2 separate regions of the Homo sapiens genome follow, and region 1 is linked to region 2. Evidence: chromatin contacts called from ENCODE Hi-C or POLR2A ChIA-PET data. All regions are on one chromosome and are shown on one strand. The core of a region is the stretch at or near the end of the contact, and the rest is flanking DNA. Distances in the headings are between cores, read along the strand shown. Region 1 overlaps CORO2B (coronin 2B). Region 2 overlaps CORO2B (coronin 2B).

What was found. A loop is a pair of places that touch in the nucleus more often than their neighbours do. ChIA-PET counts read pairs that join two places held with the same protein, here RNA polymerase II (POLR2A). Pooled maps may share reads with other maps.
Region 1: a loop to region 2 is called in a map of endothelial cell of hepatic sinusoid, with 2.8 times the contacts of the local background. The contact joins two enhancer-like sites. A Hi-C loop is called at or near these places in 4 of 168 maps with a recorded cell type or tissue (chondrocyte, dorsolateral prefrontal cortex and endothelial cell of hepatic sinusoid) and 3 of 50 pooled maps. POLR2A ChIA-PET finds 5 or more read pairs at or near these places in 4 of 52 experiments (CD8-positive, alpha-beta memory T cell, Panc1 and WTC11).

What each region holds. Positions count from the first base shown.
Region 1 is chr15:68,667,092-68,672,238 of GRCh38, forward strand. The region is part of intron 2 of CORO2B (coronin 2B); the gene reads left to right. Among named protein-coding and RNA genes, the nearest start is that of CORO2B, 91 kb to the left of the region's middle. RefSeq lists an enhancer at 2,247-2,746. Within about 2 kb of position 2,179, at least 2 of the 41 ENCODE cell types and tissues checked have a DNase peak (open chromatin) inside an H3K27ac peak, as active enhancers do.
Region 2 is chr15:68,606,155-68,611,056 of GRCh38, forward strand. The region is part of intron 1 of CORO2B (coronin 2B); the gene reads left to right. Among named protein-coding and RNA genes, the nearest start is that of CORO2B, 30 kb to the left of the region's middle. RefSeq lists an enhancer at 2,228-2,868. Within about 2 kb of position 3,557, at least 18 of the 41 ENCODE cell types and tissues checked have a DNase peak (open chromatin) inside an H3K27ac peak, as active enhancers do.

The DNA of each region.
Region 1 (5,147 bases), core at 929-3,428, 60 kb after region 2:
ATGCTCCCCCACCCCTACTCTAAAAACCCCTAAGGCCTCCCTTTCTGGATGAAGTCCTGCCCCACCCTGGCTCCATGGCTTGGCCCACTCTGCCCCTTCCTGACTCACCTGCCCTCACCAGACCTTGAGCCAGCCCCGGTCTCTTCTACCTGCCTGCCCTTCTTCATGCTCCTCTCTGCACAGCTCAGGGCACCGCCTCCAGGAAGCCACCTGGAGCCATCCTGCTTCTTCCTCTGCTTTGCCAACAGACTCTCCGCTTCCTGCCATGTCCTTGCCATGTTTGAGGCAGGGGTATCGTGGTCTGTTTTCACACCTGTTCCTGCTTCTAGGCGATGGGCTCCTTGAGGCTGGGAAACACACCCATTCGTTTTTCCATTCCCAACAGCCAGAGTTCAGCCCAAATACTGGACAGGGATCTTTTCGGACAGAGAAATCTTTTGAGGCCCAGGGTGCAGATGAGTCTTGGCCAAAGCCCCACATCTGCCTGATGGCAAAGCTTTGGATTTAAAACCCTGCGTGAGGAGTGGGACGGGTGAGGCCCTGTGGATAAGCCAGGTTTGCACTGGGCCTCTCTATTCACTACCTCCCCCTTCTCAGCCTCAGTTTCCCCATCTGTGAGATGGGAGAGTGCACTGAAGATGGGCGGGGGGATGTGGAGGAATGCTGAAAGAGCTAGTTCTATGTTTTAGTGGAGGGAGTTGCTGGAAAGGAAAGAGACTTCAGACCAGTTACTTCCATCTCTGGAAATAGAATATGGGGCAGTGAAGACCATGGGCTTCGGGACCTGTAGTCCTGACCCAGCCATTTGCTAGATGAGTTATTACTCCCGAAAGCCTTGGATTTCTTATTTGTAAACGAGAGATAATAAATCCCACCTGGCAGGGTTGTCATGATGACAGTAATCACCCACACCTGTTGAACACGTACAACGGGCCAGGGACTGTTCTAAGCTCTTGAGACGCCTGGTGCCACTGAATACTCAGCAACCTTGCAGATGAGGAAACAGGTATAGCTTATACAAAGTCGCACAGCTGGGAAGTGCTGGAACTGGAATAAAATAGAGTGATGCTGGCTAAGAGTTTAGCACCATGCCTGACACACAGTGAGCCTCGGTCAGCGAGAGGGCCTAGGTCATCTGCCCCACAACGTGTTCACACTTGCAACCTGCAGGCATGGCCCAGGGCTGGGGAGGGGGGCGCTACAGGGGATCCAAGAACCTTCTGGATCATGCAGACAACACAGACAAGGTCCCTGTTCTCAGGAGTTGTGTGAGCCAGTCAGGAGACAAACAATGAACAAGGGCGCAAACAGTCGTTAAGATTACATCAGACAGTGATGGGTGCTGTGAAGAAATCCAACACAGTGATGCCGTAGAGACTTGTGATGGATATGTTAGGTAAGACAGTCCGAAGGACCTCTCTGCAAACTTGAATGGGATGGAGCCGGTCAAGTAAAGAGCATGCGGAAGAGTAGTGCCCTAGAAAGAGAGAATAGCATGTGCTGAGGCCCAGGGCGGGGAGCCCCAGGGTGGGAAGCCAATGGTAGTCAGGGGCTGGGCTACCCAGAACCTTGGAGACCACGCCAGTTTGGATTTTCTTCTAGGTGATGTGGGAAGCCATTGGAGGGTTTCAAGCTCAAGGTTAGCTCTCACTTGAGCTAAACAAAGAAATATGGTAACAACACACCCCATAGAAAGCCAAAGACAGGCCGAGCATGGTGGCTCACGCCTGTAATCCCAGCACTTTGGGAGGCCGAGGTGGGTAGATCACCTGAGGTCAGGAGTTCGAGACTAGCCTGACCAACGTGCAGAAACCCCATCTCTACTAAAAATACAAAATTAGCTGGGCGTGGTGGCATGTGCCTGTAATCCCAACTACTCGGGAGGCTGAAGCAGCAGAATTGCTTGAACCTGGGAGGCAGAGGTTGCGGTGAGCCAAGACCACACCACTGCACTCCTCCATCAGAAAGAAAGAGAGAAAGAGAGAGAGAGAGAGAGAAAGAAGGAAGGAAGGAAGGAAGGAGGGAAGGAAGGAAAGAGAAAGAAAGGAAAGAAGAAAGAAAAAGAAAAGAAAGAAAGAAAAGAAAAGAAAGAAAGGAAGCAAGCAAGCAAGCAAGCAAGCCGGAGACAGGACTCGGCCTTGAGAAGCAGGGAGCCCTGTTCACGCCCAGACCATGGCCTGTTCACTGTGCTGAGGTGAAGGCGACTTGGAGCCTTTATCTCTCAGGACACAACTGGGTGTGTGAAATCCACACGGGCATCTTGGCACCTCTGCAGTTGGGCAGATTCCCTAAAGGGAACAGGGAATCTTGCTGGCCAGGGCCAAGGTGGGAAGTGGCTGTGAAGAGTGTGGTCAGTTTTCCAGCCTGGTGGGTGGGATGTGTTCTCTGACTGAAATTGCAGTATGCTTTGCGTGAATGCATGAGTGGGCCAGGGCTAGGACAGCCAAGAAGAGCAATCTATTCCCGGGACTGACCTTGACTTTTGGCCTCACTTTCGTTGAGCTCAATGGGCAATGCTGGCTCTGAGTTAGCTGTGAGTTTCAGGAAAAAAAAATTCAACTTTCTAAAAATATCAATCCAATGGTGGGTTTTGGGCTCAACAAAGAAACCCCTGACAGTTTCCTGTTAATAAAATAAATATATTTTTCTTGGAGAAATAAACCAAATAAGAAAAAATAAATAAGGCTGGGTGTGGTGGCTCATGCCTATAATCCCAGCACTTCAGGAGGCCAAGGTGGGTGGATCACTTGAGGTCAGGACTTCGAGACCAGCCTGGCCAACATGGTGAAACCCTATCTCTACTAAAAATACAAAAATTAGCCAGGCATGATGGCGCATGCCTGTAATCCCAGCTACTCAGGAGGCTGAGGCAAGAGAATTGCTTGAACCTAGGAGACAGAGGTTGCAGTGAGCCAAGATCATGCCACTGCACTCTAGCCTGGGTGACAGAGCAAGACTCTGTCTCAGAAAAAAAAAAGGGGGGGAAAAATAAAGAAAAATTTAAAAATTTTTGAAAAATTATGTATAGATAACCAACTAGTAGAGGTCTGGATCAGAATCAAGATGGCAAAGCAGAAGTACTTAGTGGTTTGTTTTGTTTTGAGACAGGATCTGGCTTTGTTGCCCAGGCTGGAGTGCAGTGGCGTGATATTAGCTCACTGCAACCTCCACCCGCTGGGTTTAAGCTATCCTACCACCTCAGCCTCCCAAGTAGCTGGGACTTCAGGTGTGCACCACTAAGCCTGGTTAATTTTTTAATTTTTTTTGGTAGAGACAGGGTTTCACTGTGTTGTCTAGGCTGATCTCTTGAAATCCTGGGCTCAAGTGATCCTCCTGCCTCAGCCTCTCAAAGTGCTGGGATTACAGGCATGAGCCATCGCGCCCAGCCAGCAAAAATATTTAGAATCATTAGTTTCCGTAGATGGATCAGAAGTGAAAAGGGGCAATGAATGTGATAAGGAACTAATACACAGAATTAATATCTCTGATATACAAAGAGCTCTTATAAATTATTAAGAAAAAGATAAACACCAATACACCATTAGGAAATAATTGAGGACCTCATAGAATCAGAAGATTCACAAGCAAATAAATGCAAATATCTGCTAAGCAAATGAAGATATAAGCAACCTTACAAAGCATCAAAGACTTGCAAAGGAAAACAATGAGATATTTTTCATCTGAAAATAAGCAGATAAAAATATTATAATATTGGGTGCTGTCAGGGTTATAGGGAAATGGCCATTCTCTTGAGTTGCTGACAGGAGTGTAAATTAGTACAACCATTGTGAAAGGCATCTTAAAATTCATAACAAAAGCATTTTTTTAAAGTGCAGATCTATTACCTAGCATTTTCACTTACAATAATTTATCTTTTTAAAAATTCATGTGTGGAAGAATTCAGCTACTATGTTTGCCTCAGCCTTTTTAGAGTATTGGAAATTATAAAGCACTTATGGATCCAAAAGTAGGGAATTGCATAAGGTATTGTAGTACAGCCACACTGAGGAATACAACGCAGCCGTGAAAATCATGCTGTTCAAGAATGTTCAATGGCACAGGAAAAGGAACCACAACCACTCTCTCCAGCTGGGCATAAAATGGAGCTGATACTCACCACGACATAATAGGAATTATTCTTCCTCTGTATTTCCCAATTTTTCTGTTGTTGTTTTTTTTTCCTACTTTCTTAAAAAGTGAAGAGGAATCTTCTGGAATGTCAGGGACTGTGCCCACAGTTTGAGACCCAGGAAAATTGGCTCAACATCCCTGTTGGCTGTAGACCCACATATGAGCCAAAGCCTCACCCACATGGCTTACCTGCCTCAGTTTCCCATATCAAAATCTGAGATGATAATGCCTGTTCTGCCTCCCTCACAACAAATAGAAAATATAGCTGTGTTAATGTTCTGTTGTTGCATAACAAATTACCCCAAAATGTGGCTGGGTAGTTCTGGTTCAGGGTCTCATTTGGTTGCGTTAAAGCTGTCGGCCAGGGCTGCAGTCATCTGAAGGCTCGACTGGGGAATATACACTTCCAAGCTCATTCTTGCAGCTATTGGCAGGAGGCCTCACTTCCTTGCAGGCTGTTGGCCAGAGACCTCAGTCCCTCACACCTGGTCTCTCCATAGGCTAAGTGTTCTCACTCATGGCAGCTGGCCTCCTCTGAGTGGTGATCCAGGTGAGAGCAAGAGAGCCCAGGCAGAAACTGGAATCTTGTGTAACCCTGGCCACATTCTATTAGTAACACAGACCAACCCTGGTGCAATATGGGAGGGGACTACACAAGGCATGTATACTAGGAGGTGAGATTACAGGAGACCATCCCAGGGTTAAAGTGCTTAACAGGGAAAGGTGTGTTCTAAGGGGCAGTCAGGGGCTATCCATAAGCTCCCAAAGTTCTGACTGTGCCCAGCTTTTTTGGAAGCCCTTGAGAGCATGATGGGGCCCACAGGAATAGTGAACCGGGGTGAAAAGATCCCACTCCACTTGTTCGCTGAGTGCAGCATGGGGAAGATTTATATCTAAAGTAACAGCAACTATCCCTGAGCAACTTGGTAATCGGGAGGTGTGTGTGTGTGTGTGTGTGTGTGTACTTTTTTGGTGTTTTTCAAGTCATCTTCTTTGAGTATGCATAATTTTCTGGT
Region 2 (4,902 bases), core at 2,307-4,806:
CTGCAAGAATCCAAAAGGAGGGTCCAATGGTCAAAAAAGAGGCCTAGACCAGGAGTGGGAATTTTGGAGCCATCAGCCTGTAGATAGTGTTTAAAGCCCTAAGCATGAATGACCTCAGGCAAAGGGAGTTAGGGTGGTGGGGCTTAGCCAAGCAAGCATATTAGAATCACCTGGAGATCCCTCCAGGCCAGTGAATCATGGCCTCTGGGCTGTGGTTGGGCATCAGCATTTATTCCAAGCTCCCTGGATAATTCCAGTGAATCTAGGACTGCACTCATGGTCCCTGTGTTCCCCAGCATAGGGCCTTACATGTGGGCAGCATGACTTATAGCACATGTAAGTACCGTCCTGCTACACTGAATGGTACAGTTGTTGGTCAGGCGCTTTCCTTAAAGTAAACATTTTCCATACCCCAAATTCTGGCACATGGCCTGAGAGAATTTTTGAGCTGCTTCTGAGTGGAAGAGGCTGTGTAGAAAATACAGTTTGGATACAGAAACATTGAAAGGATGAGGATATTTTGCTAGCTCATGGGTAGAGTGGGGGCAGAGTATTTGAAACTGGGACAGGCACAGAAAAATCCAGAGCATAACTGAACACGGAGTTATGTTTCCTCTGATATCTTTGGTCAGCTTCTGATGGCCCCAGATAGAGGATGAGTTTCTTGAGCATGGAGGGGTGGACATGGAAGACATTACGGGACCCCTGGAGCTGTTTCACAGGGCAGGCACTTCGTAGGTGCTCAATATATCCTCCATTGACTGTGGATTGACTCGGAACCAGGAAAGGGGCAAGCCAGCTGATCAGAGCCTTCACACCCAAAGCTGGAGGGCACTACAAGAAGGAGCCTTCTCCAAACATCTTGAGTCTCCCCTGGTTTTCTCCCTGGCTCACCAAGCTCGAGATAGATATTGGGCTTTTGAAGTAGGTGGAGGGGTTAGCAAGGGGCCTCAAGGATTTTGTGGGCCAGGCACAGAGGGGATAGTTTGTCTCTGTTCCACCATGTCTGGGGTCTCTGCTAGGAAGACCTAAATGACTAGGGTGACATCTGAGAATCATCTGGAAGTGCCTTCACACTCATGTTTGGTGCCTGGACTGGGATGACTTGAAGGCTGGACTGGGCTGGGACTGTTGACTGGAGCATCTACACATGGTGTCTCCACATGGCTTGAGCTTCCTCATGGCATGGCCGCCTCAGAGTAGTCAGATATTTTACATGATGACTTGGGGCTCCAGGAGCAAGTGTTCCAACAAACAAGGAAGAATGTAAGATCCCTTATGACCTAGCCTCAGAAGTCACATAGGGTCACTTCCACACCCAGATTCCACTGGAGAGGACATGGAACCTGCCTCAAAGTCTTTTTTGTAAAGAGCTTCTTTGGGCCAGGCACGGTGGCTCATGCCTGTGATCCCAACACTTCAGGAGACCGAGGTGGCAGGATCTCTTGAAGCCAGGAGTTTGAGACCAGCCTGGGTGACATAGCGAGAACCCATCTCTACAAAAAATTTAAAAATCAGCCAGGTGCAGTGATGCGTGCTTGTGGTCCCAGCTACTTGGGACGCTGAGGTGAGAGGATTGCTTGAGCCCAGAAATTTGAGGTTGCAGTGAGCTAAGATTGTGTTACTACACTCCAGCCTGGGTGACAGAGTGAGACCCTATCTCAAAAAAAAAAAAAAAAAAGATGCCCTCTTAGCTCTCATTTTTCACTCCTTTCTAAGAGAGGTCAGACCAGGACTCCAGGAACAGATGCCATGTGACAAGACCCCAGGGCCTTTATCATCTTCTTGTCAAAATCACATGCCCTTGGGCATAGCACCTCATGAAACAGGGCCTTGGGAGTGAATGGGAGTGAGGGGGTCTACATGGGCTCAGCTGCAGCTGCCAGACCACAGCTTTGCAGAGGCGTATGTCCTTTGACACTGGTGAAATGCCACCAACGTGAAAGAACATATCCCACCTTTCCTGCTACCTACCTCTGGGGCAAGGTTTCCTTCCCTTGCACTTAGGCAACCCAAACCAGACATGGGGGGCCTGAGCACGGCCACTGCAGGCCCACAGGCATCCTTTGTGAAGAGCTAGGCAGGGGCCCAGGGTGGCATGATCAGGGCTTGGCCTCCTGTGGCTGGCTGCGCATGGCCAGCCCAGACCCGAACATTGGTGGTTACAGTTTCCAGGCCTCCTGGGAGAAAAGCCAGCAAGGCAAGTTCTCCCTCCCCCACACTGTGGTCCCCTGGAGGACTTCGGCCTGAAGGACAACTCCCCTGGCCAGGCCAGGCAGCCCAAGCTGACCCACTGACTGGCTGGGAGCCCAGCCCTCTCCCTCAGGGAGCCCCCATCCACTTCCTGGTATTGCTCTGTGTGAGTGTGCACGCGTGCGTGTGTGTGTGTTGGGGGACATTCTGTTTTTCAAGGACTTGGCTCTGTGCAGTGAAGGGATCTGTTGGAGAATGATGAGAGACCTGTGGGTCAGGGAACATACTCCCCTCTGCTTCCCAGTTCCTCCTCTCCTAGGGAGGGAACTCCCCATGAACAAGCATTCCTGCATCCTGAATGGTTGGAGCCTCATGGCTTTGTTCTCCACCCCTCCCCTGCCCAGACTCCCGAATGCCCTTTCTCAGGCTTCCCACAGCTGGCTTTGAAGAGTTATGGGGCTCCAGGAGGGGAGTTGAAATTCCGCACTCTCATCCTCAGCATCATCATTCCCTTCCACTGTGTTTGCTATTTCAGCCTCCATCCATCCGTTCAACAAGTGCTTACCAAAACTCCCACTGGGTACTAGGAAGAGAGAGAGAGAGGAGACAGAAAGAGAATGAACACTCAAACTCAGACCCTATCCTCAAGGTGCAGCAGAGAGGAAATCAACTTGGAATTAGAAGCCACATGACTGGAGAAATGCTGAGGCCAGGGCCCCCGGGTGCCTGCACGGTGCACTGGGTTCCAGGAAGGAAGGAGCAGCATTGGAACTGGGCCTCCAGGGATGGTTGGGATTTGGGTTAGGCAGATACGCAGGGAGAGGGAAAAGGATTGCAGGTGACAAGAGCAACATGAGCATGGGGCATTGTGGTGGTGGTGGTTGGGGGGATGGTCACCTGAAAGGGACACATTTGCTGTCAAGAGAATTTGTCCTGCCCCATTCATTGTTCCCTGTCTGAGCGTTATCTAGCAAAGGAGAAGAGGATCTGGTGAACTGAGTCACACCAGGCTGTTAGTGACCATCTTATTTCTCCCAGCAGGGCCTGTATTTAAGAAGAGGGCTGTGGCTGTGCAGGCTTTGGGGCAGGGCATCAGTTTGTGGTCCACATCAAGCATCTAGGTGTGAGGAATTGAGCCTCTGTCCCAGACTTGGGTGGAGAGGAAAAGGAAGGGAAATGTCTGAGCTCCAGGGCAGGGGCCTTCCCTCCCGAATCCACATCTCTTTTGGAGTTGGGGGAGTAAATGGGGTTTTCATCTCCTCTTTGCTGCTGGTCTCCCAGCTCCTTCCACTGCCAGGCCTGAGCCCGCTGTCCCCTCCCCACTGCTCCCTCACTGCCATTCTTCTTCCAGGACATCCTGTGACTTAACCAAAGGCATGAAAGCTACTGATGGAAGGCCGTTGCTCTGGCTCTCCAGGGGTGAGCTGGGGTCAGCCCATGCCCTGGGACTGGAGGGCTGTACAGCAGCCTGTGAGCCGCGTCACTGACTGTGATGGCAGGCAGGGTGGGCTGGGGTAGGGGAGCACGAAGCGGTCTGGTTCAGTACACTAGCTTGACCTGGAATCCGCATGAATCATCCACATTGGCCAGCTAGCCCATCCCCAGGGGACCCTGTAATTGTGCAACCAGCCTCTCCCCTCTACCCACCCTCCTTCTCTTGATAAAACCTGGCCAGAAACTCAGGCATAGAGAGAAAATGGATGCGGTGACAATTCCATGTGTTATTCAGAATTAACTAGGTGAATATCGCTGAGCTCCTCTTAGGTAGTAGGCATTGAACGATGCAGAGATCTCGGGGAAATGGGCCTTATCCTCAGGGACCCTGCAGCCCTCTGGTTCCAGTGTCAGCAGCCCTCACTAAATGTCAATGGATGCGCCCAGAAGAGGAGCTAGGACTTCATAGGACGAGACAGGTTCTCTAGCGCCTCGCCTCGTTTACAAAGCAAATGGTTGAACCACTCCCTGCCCTGAAGTGCTGCACTTGCCTCAAGGCCTAGTGAAGGGCTGGGGGCTGGCTTGGGCCCTGCATGCATCCTTTTCCTGTATACCCCCCAATTTAACATCTAAGACCCCTTGCTGCCTGGCCCCAGGCTTGTCTTCCTCCCTGATCTCCAGACCCCCTTGTTCCAGGAACAACAGACCCCTTGCTCTTTCGCTCACATCCCCTCCCTCATACATCCTCTCTCCCCTCCTGTTCTCCCATCCTTCCATCACAAAGCCCCTCCTCCAGCATCCTGCGCGTTTAAATTTGTAGAAACCTAGTCCCAGACTAGATCCTATGTCTGCTTCTATACCTGAGTATATGTTACTCCCAAGGCATTGATGTGTTGATTTCACTTATTAAAATGGCTTCTCACCTTGCAGAGTAGGGTACTCTGAGGCCCAGTCAAATAATTTCTGTTTCTGTGAGGCAGGTTTGGGAGGCCAATAGGGCATCAGGCCAGTCCAGAATATTCACATAGAGAAACAGAGCATCAGCGTGGAAATGAACCTTAGACACTTCACTGTCCCTTGACTCCCACTCACAAAGATGTGAACTAACACCCAGAACTGATGGCAGGTAGCACCTTCCATTCCACACCCTCGACGCAGCCAAGGAAAGAATCCCAGGGGGAAAATGAAAGAAGTACTCTGTACAAAGCTTTGTTTGTGTTAGCAAAACAATTGGGAAACATTTCACGTACTGAACAACAGCTAAGCTAATCCAAC